Regions from separate parts of the Homo sapiens genome. Here regions 2, 3 and 4 are each linked to region 1. Evidence: chromatin contacts called from ENCODE Hi-C or POLR2A ChIA-PET data. All regions are on one chromosome and are shown on one strand. The core of a region is the stretch at or near the end of the contact, and the rest is flanking DNA. Distances in the headings are between cores, read along the strand shown.

Region 1 (2,700 bases), core at 201-2,700:
AGGGCAGAGGCAGCCATGCCAGCCAAGGATCGTGTGACTTGTGTTTCTTTACACACACTTCATGGATGTAACAAAAGTATGGTAGTCACACTGTGCTTCTGTCAATTGAATAAGGTGATTCTGAGGCACAGTCATGGAGGATTTGCCTGTATGAGTGTGCATTTGTGTACATATGTGTGTGCGTGCTTCCTTTTCCTGCAGTACTTCAACTGGACAGGATTGCATGCTCCAGAACTTTCTTTCAATATTCCCTTCACTTAGGGAATCTTTGCCCCATTCAGATAACAGACTGCAATCTGGGAAAATACTTCATGCCGCAGCATTAACACCAAAGAATGTATCAAAGGCTTCTCTTTTCTAGAATGGCACACTAACATCTTTTATTAGGTGCAGATGTTTTCTGCGCTTTAAACAAAATGAGCGACTACGTGTAGAAATTCAGCCTCCTTGACAGGGAGTTGGAGGTCTCCTCAGGTGCATTGTGTATGTATGTATGGTGGGACTGAGTGAGGGGGGCTCAGAAAGGATTTTTTTTTTGGGAAAGAGAGAGACGCTTCTTTGCTTCTGAAACTGTCAAACAGACCCAGGTTTCTCGTTCCACCTACATTGTGATCCCCAGGCCTCATCCTTCCTCCCTCTGGGCTAGCAGGAAGATTTAAGGAGGGGCATGGATCTGGGGGAGACGTAGCCGGAGGAAAGTGGGTCAGTAGGCTGAGAGGCAGGGGACGCATCTCGATTCCATTTCCTGGATTGTGCCCTTTGTCAGACTTGCCTACAGACAGAGGGCCTGTGTGTTCCAATTTTGCAGAATTACCTTCCCTGGTTGGAACCCAATCCCCCAACCTCAAGCTCTGCAGACATCTTCCCTGATCAATGTCCTGTCCTCTTTTCTCTGTCAAGTTGTTCCTCCTTCCCGAGCTCTATTGTGATTTGGGGCACCTGAGGAATTAACTATTTCTCTCGTGTCTTTGCCTAACCACAGGTGAATGTCTCGACCCGCTTTTAAGCTGGCTCCGCCCTCTGGACGCGTTCTTTTAAAGGTGGGAGCTCCGACGGAGGGCCCTGATTCCGGCCTCGCTACCAGCTGGGCTGTGTGGGGGAGCGAGGCCTAATAACCCAGGGGGCGCTGGGCGGGAACGGCGTGGATCCCTCGGCCTCGCACACCTGGCTCCTAGTCCTCTCGGCCGGGCCGGTGATCCTCTGGTCGGGGGTGGGGGTGGGGGGGGCTTGCGGCAGCTCACACCTGAGGCCGTTACAAAAGGCCTGCAGCTTAACTCGCTGCAGCTCGGGGGGATGGATTGCCTACTAACTGCAGGCGCCGTGGTGCGCCGAGAAAACAGCGAAAACTGGGCCAGCGGAGGCGGGTGGGCCTCCTTGGAGGAGCGCACCTGGGGTGCGGGAGCGCCTCCTGGCAGCCTTGGCCTCGCCTCCCACGCGTGGACGCGCAGGGCCCAGGACACCGCAGCCGCCTACTCCTTTCTGCAGCCCCGGGGTCTGAAGGTAGTTACGAAGGAAATCTTTTGTAAAATGTTCCTTTTTCCTCCTCTACATTTTCTTTCTCTGTCCCTCAGTAATCCCGGTTCAGGGGTTAGCGTCCCTCACTAATCCCTGGATTTAAAAAACATTCTCCTTTTACACCCAAGCTTCAATTGGTAGAACAGAGAGACAACTGACGTCGCTTTTGTTTTGCCAGCTTTTGTTTCCGGTGCATCAGAAACTTTTTGCACCTGAGACATTATGAGATTGTGCCCCAGCCGGTTTCTAAATTATTTCTAGGTGAAAAAATTTTGCAACCTACCTTTGCAGTAAGAATTCCCCCTACCCCTCCTTTAGAGAAAGTACTTGACAGTGAATAACATCCTATATTTATAGACCAATGATTGCTACATTTCATACCGTGTAGGTTTCCTTCTGAAACCTCAATCACATTTGGTTACTGTGGTAGGGGTTTAAATGTAGCAACTAATGGGCTGTGGCAGCAGGCATTTCCCTACCTCTCCTTTTATTGAACCTTTAAGTGGCAACTGTGCTTCTCTGGGTAAGAGCAAGGCTTTGAGATTGCGTTCCATGGGTTAGCTCGGTTCTTTAGCGAAGATTCAGAGATCCTGAATTGCATCAAGAGATGCATTTGTCGGTCTGGGTTTCAGATAAAAGCATGAAATCTCACTGACTTGCTGAACATTGTGGTTTTGAATCGGGGCTTTGGAGATGAAGCTGTGAAACCTCCCAAACCAAAGTTCCTAACAGAAATCACCAGCTGTGATTTACATATTGGCTTTGCCACAAAGTTTTAGTTCGACTCTGTTTCTGTTGTTATGGTGTCTTATGAATATTTTCTGATATTTAACCCAAAGCCCTCTTGCTGTTTCCAAACTGGTTACCTGAGATAACTGAGGCACTTGTGCTGCTGTTTGGACGGGATTACTTCATGTACTTAAAGGCTGGCCATACTGCAGACTAAATACATCTGGTATCACCCTCTACTAAGTTTTTAAAAAGTCTTTGCTGAATGAAATGCAAAAAGAAAATGCAAACAATGCTTGGGCTTTCCTTTTCTTTTCCAGGCTCTCTTTACAACTCTTGCAAAGATGTCAAGACATATTTCAGTATTCCACCAGCGAGGTTACAGTTTTATTAGTGATGGCCTTGGTTCACACCATAAATGTGAATTTACCATTTTCTGTTGGCTTGACTGACCTG
Region 2 (2,843 bases), core at 109-2,608, 390 kb before region 1:
TAATGTACACAGGAAAAGCTCAGCTTTGAAAGCTATACAAAAGCACTCATAAATTTCAGACTGCCCTAAGCACCCCTCCTTTTGCTAAGACACTAGCTGGAGTACCACTTCAGACCCATTATTCTTATAACGACAACCTTCCTTATGCATCTCGTCCTATCAGCCTACTCAAGCACCATGACTATTATTTATACTGAATTTTACACTAACTGCAAGTATGTTTATTAACAAGGCAAAGATAAATGTTCTTTAAAACTAGCTTTGTCTAATAAAAATCCAAAAATGTGCTATTAATTACTTTTATTCATCATTACACTATGATGAGTCTCACTATGTTGCCCAGGCTGGTCTTGGACTCCTGGCCTCAAGCACTTCTCCTACCTCAGCTTCCCAAAGAGCTAGGATTACAGGTGTTGAACCACTGGGTCCGGCCTTGCATGGTTTTTTAAAAAGGGGGGGCTGCATAGGACTGATACTTGGGGAAACATGAAATCAGCTTGTCATTCTAGTCAGGAGTGATTGGCAAAACTCTTATGGATATGCTGCTTCTCATTCTTGCCTCTCAAATAAAGAAATGTAGGTTTAGAGAAAGACTTAGAAGAGCCATAAATAACAGTGCTATAATAAAAATACTCAGCTATTACAAAGCTAATAACTCTCATATGAGTAAAGTTCTAAGTATCAATTCATTTCAAAATTCCAGATACAGGTCATACATTCATCTCTCCTTTTTTTTAAAGATTTCTGCTTTTGAAAGACTCATCTAAATTGTCCACTATGTCAAAAGTATTTAATTCCTAGCATTAGGAAATAAACAAAAATTCAAAGATTTCAAAAATATAGTTTGGAAAGGAAGAGAAAGAGGAGAGTCAAAACGAATTAGCAATGCCCATAATAACAATGTCCTTTTTTAAAAGGACACGGTTCCAGAATTCCTACATTTATCTCTCTATCTCCATCTGTCAGTTGCTCTTCGGATCCTGCACATCAGCACATTGTGAACAGACGGTGGGTATTTTCACCCTGGACCAGGTAGAAAGCTTGCCTGCCTGTACACGCTGACTGCCTCCCTGTGTTATCTGTCCGTGTTCCGTTTGAATCCAATTTCCTTGCATTACCTCTGCCCAGGTCAGGGATGAATGGCCGTCAAATTCCCAGTGGAATAAAAAGAAAAACCCTTTTCTTCCTGAGGCAGCAAGTTTCAATTCACAGAGCACATGGCTAATCTACATATGTGAAGGTCACGGCACTTCAGTCAAAGAGGTTAAGAATGGAACAGCTCACGTAAGGGGTTGTCTTAAACATCTTGGCATGATGCCCAACAAGTGAGACTGTTGAAAAGCAATAGATAGCTCTGGCAGCAGCAAGGGGAAAAATATTTTGATCATGTGATGCCATACACATTACCTCGTTTATTTCATGTGTGAAAGTTTGAGAGTCCCTGAAAAATACCACATATGCAAATCAAATCCAGATTTCAGCTTTACCAGTTTAGCCATGCTAGTACACCTTCCTCTTCATAAAATACATTTATATGGAATTTGTGGATGCACCAAGAATAAAACTTCAACATATTGACAGCCAGCTGGCTCAAATATCTTAACAGCTGATTACAACTTCTTTGCATTAGTTTTTCCATGAAGCATGAAACTACTTAGACTGGGAAAGGGTATTTAGACTAAAAAAGCATATTCTTTTAAGTTATCCAAATATAACTGTCTTAAATAAAATTCATCTTCTCCATCTTTCTCTATTCTTCTCTTTCTCACTAATAATATAGCAATATGGAAAATTACAGAAACTTAATGCATAATAAAAGATAAAACACAAAACTGCTTACCTTTCAATTTCCCTCTTCAGTAATTAATTGTAGAATAAAACACTGGTGCTTCTAAGTGCTTGTGTCTCCGACCAATATCAGAGTGGAGGAGGAAGGACAGAGTCTTGCCATATACAATAGACATGGGTGAAAGAGGAAAAGTCAGGATTGCAGAGGGCATGTCTCTGCCTCCTGTATGCATGGCGCCTTCCTGAAATGCGTTCTGCATCAGCCAATTCAGGTTAAAGGCAGTTGGCACTAAGATGGGGGGAAAGGGATGATTTCCACACCCAGCAAAGTCATAAAAAGTATGACTGTAATTTTTAAAATTTTCCAACAGTCAACAATAATAAATACTTGTTTAATACATGAAGAAAATAAAGTAGAAGCAAAAGATCCATTTTACCAATTTGGAAATTGTCTGCCAGACACCCATTTCCTTCAACTCAAAATTCAGATTGCTTATGAGGCCAGAGTTATTGTCTGTATTTCTAATTAAATGGAATACTAAGTAAAATTTAAACACCCCACAAACTATCTTAATTAATTTAATCACCACTGTTTACTCAGTAATCTAAGGACATCACTCTATGCTCAACAATTAATACAATGTTTAACAATTTACAAATATTTTCTGGATATCTACTTCTGTGGTACAGTGCCCCTACACCAACGTCACTAAATGTTTACTGATGGTAGGAAAATTAAATTCTTCAATTATAAATCTTCTGAATTTATTTCCTCACCAGTTAAAAATATGACTGCTTAAAAAACAGGCAAACTACAGTAAACATTTTAGAATTGCTCAATAACTTACTTTTCCTAACACTGGACAAGGTAAAAACATATCAGGAAATTTGAAAACTGCCATGGTATGGATTAGAACTAAGCTTCAAATATAAACCTATTTGCTCTGAAAGACCGATAGGCTGCTAAGTAACTTGTTAAATTAACTAATAGAGAATTGCCTCTAACTCATTTTAATTCCTTATTCATGAGAAAATACAATCCTTTGTTACTCTAT
Region 3 (2,878 bases), core at 267-2,766, 320 kb before region 1:
GCCGGGCGCGGTGGTCTATGCCTGTAATCCCAGCACTTTGGGAGGCCAATGTGGGTGAATCACTTGAGGTCAGGAGTTTGAGACCAGCCTGGCCAACATGGTGAAATCCCGTCTCTACTAAAAATACAAAAATTAGCCGGGCTTGGTGGCAGGCGCCTGTAATCACAGCTACTTGGGAGTCTGAGGCAGGAGAATCGCTTGAACCCGGGAGGCAGAGGTTGCAGTGAGCCGAGATGGTGCCGCTGCATTCCAGCCTGGGTGACAGAGCGAGACTCTGTCTCAGAAAAGAAAAGAAAAGAAAACAACAACAACAACAACAACAACAACAGTAAGAATTAATTGTTTTTTAAAAGATCAACTTAGATTTGTTCAGAATGTTCGTCTGACTACACAGTATTGTATCACTTTAATCAAGCATTAGCTTCTCTTCGAGTATCAGCTATCCCAAGAAGATGGGGGTGCAGGGAAGGCAGGGGTGGGGAGGTGTTGCATTCCAATCCTGCTGCCCAGAATTCGTGTCGACCCATTTCCTCATTCATGCGCTGGCCAGGAACACTCCGCTGGAACACTGTGAGTTCAGCAACTTGCATAACAAAGACAGGTCGACACCACCTAGCTCTGGAGGCAACCTTGCAGGATTGCTCCTGAGAGACGCTGGCATATGCCACAGAGGAGGAGAAAGTTCCACAAACAACCCCCGGATCTCTCCACCCAGGTCTCTCTACACCTGGTTTCTCAAGAGCAGATTGCTTAGCCAACCTTAACAATCCCAGAGGAACGCCAGGGCAAGAGGCTGGGTTCCCAGTACCTTTGCCCTAATTTATTGAGGGCTTTAAAAGTAGAAAATAAAACTTTGAACTCAACTCATCTGAAGCTTAATGATTCAGGTGTGCTACTTGCCTTCGGGGGCACCGGAGATCACTGAAGTTAAAGTGACAAAAAAAATTCTGTGAGCTGCAGAACAGAAAAGCGTGTCCAGACCCGACCCAGCTGCTTCTCCTAGCGTATTAACTTGGCAGGAGAAGCACGGAAGTCCCCTGTTCTGCCCTTGTCCTTTTCTAATGGATAGGATTTCCCCTGCTTACGGGCCTCTAATCCTCTCTCCTCTCTGGCCTTCCAGAGTGTGGAGAAAAAGTGCTCTGCTTCAAGAAGAGGGTAGAAAGATGAGGGTGAGAATGGTAGGAAAAGGAGGAAATGAAAATGGCTAGTGAGAAATACTTGGAGAGAAAAATAAAAGTCAAGGGTGAAGTCAGTTCTCATTTACACTTCATTGAAACTTAAGTTCAAATAGCTAGTCCTGCAATGAGCTCATCGACACCACTTTATACAAATATCATAGCCCACATGGGCCTTTTTCCTATCTTACTAGGGAGATATTCACAGCAACCCCATTCAGCTCTGTTAGGATCCACTGTGTTAATTTTTGTGGCAGTGTCCATGTGGTGCTTCTGCGCAGTAGGTGTTGAATGTAGTTCTGAAACTAAGATTCCACTATGACCGACTGCAAAGCAATGTAGTAGTATTTCAGCTTAGATGATATTTAAGGATAAATGTAGCCCTTTTAGTGACAGGGAAAGCTAGGCCTAAAAGGAAGGAGAGATCTTTGGCCTAGCCAAAGGGGAGGTGGGCTGCTGTCCGCACCCTCAAGCGAGAGAAGGTTCCAGGCTTTTCCAGAGTGACCTCTCTCTTCTTCCTGGGGAGGGCTCAGAGCAAGGGTTACCTTTGGATGATTTCTTCTCGCTGAATTCAGCTACTAAGCACTTTGCCTGGAAAGGAAGGGCACCTCTGAGCTATTCCTACCGACGCAGTGTGTGCACGTGTGTGTCTGTGTGCATGTGTGTGGGCGTGTGCATGTGCGTGTGTGTTGCTCCTGACAGGTCCTGAGTGCAGTGCAGAACCACGCAGCGCGCAGCGGGAGGCCTGCAGCCGCTGGGCGTTTTCCCAGGCCGGCCTGCGGCGCGGCCGGCCTCCTGGGCCGGTGCTGGGCGGCTGACACATGCACCAGTTTCGCTGGGTCGGCGCCTCCCCGGGGAGCGGGTGCGGGGCGGGAGAGGTGAGTTGAGCAACAGGGCCCGCCCCGCCCCCGTCCTGGGCCGGCTCTGCGCAGAGGAAGCGTCTGGAACGCCGGCACTGGTGTGTGGCTTTCCCAGGGCGTGTGGTGTGTAAACAAAATTGTTGTCAATCAGGTCGCGTCTTTGAAGGCTCCGAGGGAGCCTGTGAGTTCCAGAAGCCCCGCGGTGGATCCCTGTGTGGACGCAGAGGCTTTTTGCTGGGCGCACACGCACCCCCACCCCCGACAACGTAGATCTTTACTAATTTCAGGGTTTGTGACCTCTCACCTTTAGTCTTTAGTTTCTCTCCTCAGCCCTCCTTTCTGATGATCTTTACCGCCCTGTAACCCTACGTTTCCCAGTCGCCAGAGCTGCTGAGACCGCGTGGCCATGAGGTGGAATTTCCCAGCTTTTTAAACCGGGGCTTTTACCCCCAAGACTGTGGTAGATGGGTCACAGAAAGGACGAGAACGTTCCCAAACCCTCCAGCCTTTGAGACAGAGTGTGTGCTTTAAGAGACGTTAATGGCAGGGCGCGGTGGTTCATGCTTGTAATCCTAGCACTTTGGGAGGCCGAGGTGGGTGAATCACCTCAGGACAGGGGTTCGAGGCCAGCCTGGCCAACATGGCGAAACAACATGGCGAATTTTTAGTCTCTACTAAAAATACAAAAAATTAGCCAGGCCTGGTGGCGGGCACCTGTAATCCCAGCTACTCAGGAGGCTGAGGCAGGAGAATCGCCTGAACCCGGGAGGCGGAGCTCGCAGTGAGCCAAGATCGCACCACACTCCAGGCTGGAGTGTGGAGACAGAGGGAGACTCCGTCTCG
Region 4 (2,952 bases), core at 344-2,843, 490 kb before region 1:
TCACTGTTTTGGACATTAACTGGTACAAATACCTGTCTTAAGACAGAACCCTCCAAAATCCAGTGACATATAAGGATAACTGGGCTAAAATATTTTAGTTCTGAAATTAGATCATATTCCAATTTTACTTTATTTTAGCTATATTACCATTAGAAGGTAAAGCCAGGTTTCAAACAGTATCCTACAATGATTTTCACTTTAATAAATCCTTTAAATTTAAAAGATACACTGTATATGTCATAGGGAAACACGATTTCCAACTATTCATTTGACATATTTAGTTTCCTTTCAAAAATGTTTCTTACAAGAACAATGAAACTTTATCCCAGCAGCAACACTGTAGTCCGGAAGGACTTCCCCGAGCTCAAGACAAGGTATAAGGAACTGGGGGGAAATGATAATATTTTCTGACCAGGGCTACTACATTCAATAATCACTCACAATCATTTAAAACCTACAGCTATTTCTTACTGCCAGAAAAAAGAATTAGCAACACTAGTATCTGGGCATTCGGTGGTTCCTGAATCTCAGAACCTTTTTCCATTGCTCTTCACTCCCCAAACTAGTGGTAGCCTAATAATCCTAGAAACATGGCAGCCACCTCCTTAGCGGACTATGATTAGCCCACACACAGCATCCAGGAAAAACCAACTGCTGGAGTTTGGGCACTCCATCCTTACACCTCCTAATCCTCCCAGATGGAACGCCCATCTACAGAAGGCCCTCCAGGTGGCCACCTTACCCTTATCTGCTGGAGCTTTACTGGGAAGGCGCACTGCTTAGGAGGCAAAGACCTGCATGAAATAGAGAAGACCTGCCGTGCAACTGGCAAATCACTTAGCTATGGTTTCAGTTTTTCATCAGGTTGTCCTGAAAATAGACCATGTTCTAAATCTACTTTATCTGAACTACAAAAAAAAAAAAAATTCTTAAATTATCATTAGAAGGAAAAAGGGAGAGGGGAATCAAAGGAGCTTAAAAAATACTGAAAGTTAATTAGAGTAATGGCTGTCAAATGTTTTGACGCCAACTCGGAGGAAGAAACATATTTTATGTCAAAACCTTGAACACAGAGGACACTTGCTGTATGTGCTACATTTGTATCTTCTACTATTTACATCAAATTCCTTCCATTAAAAACATTTCTAGTTGCAGTCTAATACATTACTTTCTTGCTCCCATTAATGAGTCATAATCAGCAGTTTAGAAAACACTGCATTAGGGCACGATATTTTTTTTCCCAGAGAATCTCAAAGAAAACAGTTCCAAGTGATACTTTATCAGAATAAATGAGGGTCCCGCGATTCTGGCTCCTGAAATGCCTCTTCCCTGACCTACAGCTGTTGTTGATACAAAATGCCATTGCCAGAGAAAGAGAACTTACTGCTGGTCTGAGTAGGCTGAACTGCCAGGGCAGGTTAACAGGAAACACCTGCACAGGAGGAAGGCAAACACCAGCAGAACAGGTAACAGCTTACCTCCAGCACCTCCAGCACCTGCCACTCAGAGGAGCCGGCAACTCTCAGAAGAAGTCAAGAGTCAAAGCAAGGAAAGGTGAAGAGATGGGGCTGGAGTGAGACGAGGTGACAGTCCCGAGGTGAGGATCGGAGAGTGAGATCATGCTGTGGGGAGCGTGGGCCGAGTGCTGGGGCTGATGTGTGTCAGGCTCACGCTGGAGAGGAAAGCATGGAAGACATGGCGTTCAGAGGCAGCACGTCCAGAGGAGAAGGAAGTAAAGCTCAGAAAAGTAAAGAAAAGCAAGGAGAGGAAGGGCTATGACTTATTTTAACTTTCCACACAGATCCCCAAAGAAGAAAAGTAAATTGTCACGAAGACAAGGCAATCTATTTGTCCAGAGTGGAGGACCCCAACTGTGGGAGCTCTCAGATCACCAAGTCCCTGGAGTAACTTGGGAATCCCCCTAGCAATGAACTCTTTGCCAGGTTTATATGAATATTAGGCAAACAATAGCTCTGGGAGAAACAATTAGAAGAAATTATAACTACTACCCCAAATTTACAATAATGCTACCAAGAATAAAGACGGTTAACATATAATTGAGAATCTGCAAGCTGACGAGGAAGATTTGATGCAGGGAGAGAGCCCCGAAGTAAGATGCTGTCGGTATGGGGAGCCTAAAGGCGCCTCACAAACACTCCTTGACTATAACTCCCAGGGAGGCCAGAAGAAACCTAAGGCAGTTGCGTTAATTCAGGCTCTACCCTTAGAAAATGCAGAAATTAAGACAGCGAACTCTCCCTCTTTTCGGGTTCCCCGTGTAAGATTTTATCATAACCTTACTTTGTTCTCTATCCTGAGGCCTCAACATAAAAGCCCCTAGCCACAAAAATACAGTATAAAGCTAATCAGCTCTGTGTACTACAAAATGATTTACAAAATAACTACCGAACAGACCTCATTATAAAATGTTGTCACTGATATCACCTTCCCTCACCCAAAACTAGCACTCACGACAATAGCAAGACGTTATACAAAGCACTTTTAAACGTTTTAAACTATTTTCACACAGACGATCTCATTTACCTCCATAACAATCCTACGAAAAAGTATAGAATCAGTATCCTTTCACAGAAAAATGTCTAAGAGTATGTGGCCAGTGTGTGATGGGAACCGTGCTATATTTCTGGTCTCCTGATTGAAAGAGACCACAGCAATGAAAGAAAAAGGCAAGGCAAGGCACCCTTATAGTTGGTATCTGTAGCTACGCTTTGTTTTCCCAAATGGATTTCAAACACCTCTATATTTTCCATTATTCACATGTGTTGACTGATACTTTATTGTGCAATGATTAGGTGTCCACAGAATCATCCCAGGCCCTGTAGATGGTACAAATATGAATAAGACAGAATCTCTGAACAGAAACAGCCCCTAGCAGAAGAGAGGGAGCCCATGGGCAAACAGGGAGATTCTGAGTGGCATCAAAGAAGCACA

Evidence for each region. Hi-C counts contacts between places; a loop is a spot of excess contacts on that map. ChIA-PET counts read pairs that join two places held with the same protein, here RNA polymerase II (POLR2A). Pooled maps may share reads with other maps.
Region 2: a pooled map shows a loop between it and region 1 (4-fold over the local background). The contact joins two enhancer-like sites. A Hi-C loop is called at or near these places in 2 of 168 maps with a recorded cell type or tissue (B cell and naive thymus-derived CD4-positive, alpha-beta T cell), 1 of 37 single-sample maps with no recorded cell type and 5 of 50 pooled maps. POLR2A ChIA-PET finds 5 or more read pairs at or near these places in 1 of 52 experiments (CD4-positive, alpha-beta T cell).
Region 3: a loop to region 1 is called in a map with no recorded cell type, with 8 times the contacts of the local background. The contact joins two enhancer-like sites. A Hi-C loop is called at or near these places in 1 of 37 single-sample maps with no recorded cell type and 5 of 50 pooled maps. POLR2A ChIA-PET finds 5 or more read pairs at or near these places in 1 of 52 experiments (H1).
Region 4: a pooled map shows a loop between it and region 1 (2.9-fold over the local background). The contact joins two enhancer-like sites. A Hi-C loop is called at or near these places in 2 of 37 single-sample maps with no recorded cell type and 1 of 50 pooled maps. POLR2A ChIA-PET finds 5 or more read pairs at or near these places in 2 of 52 experiments (HEK293 and OCI-LY7).

What each region holds. Positions count from the first base shown.
Region 1 is chr6:156,395,706-156,398,405 of GRCh38, reverse strand. No RefSeq gene overlaps it. Among named protein-coding and RNA genes, the nearest start is that of SNORD28B, 18 kb to the right of the region's middle. RefSeq lists enhancers at 841-1,370, 1,371-1,901 and a silencer at 2,183-2,232. Within about 2 kb of position 1,450, at least 6 of the 41 ENCODE cell types and tissues checked have a DNase peak (open chromatin) inside an H3K27ac peak, as active enhancers do; they include B cell and OCI-LY7, where a contact is called at or near this core.
Region 2 is chr6:156,789,911-156,792,753 of GRCh38, reverse strand. The region is part of intron 1 of ARID1B (AT-rich interaction domain 1B); the gene reads right to left. Among named protein-coding and RNA genes, the nearest start is that of MIR4466, 12 kb to the right of the region's middle. Within about 2 kb of position 1,358, at least 3 of the 41 ENCODE cell types and tissues checked have a DNase peak (open chromatin) inside an H3K27ac peak, as active enhancers do; they include B cell, where a contact is called at or near this core.
Region 3 is chr6:156,719,274-156,722,151 of GRCh38, reverse strand. No RefSeq gene overlaps it. Among named protein-coding and RNA genes, the nearest start is that of ARID1B, 57 kb to the left of the region's middle. RefSeq lists silencers at 423-717, 1,838-2,157 and enhancers at 315-863, 1,168-1,237. Within about 2 kb of position 1,516, at least 37 of the 41 ENCODE cell types and tissues checked have a DNase peak (open chromatin) inside an H3K27ac peak, as active enhancers do.
Region 4 is chr6:156,882,297-156,885,248 of GRCh38, reverse strand. All of the region lies in intron 2 of ARID1B (AT-rich interaction domain 1B), which reads right to left. Among named protein-coding and RNA genes, the nearest start is that of MIR4466, 100 kb to the right of the region's middle. Within about 2 kb of position 1,593, at least 9 of the 41 ENCODE cell types and tissues checked have a DNase peak (open chromatin) inside an H3K27ac peak, as active enhancers do; they include OCI-LY7, where a contact is called at or near this core.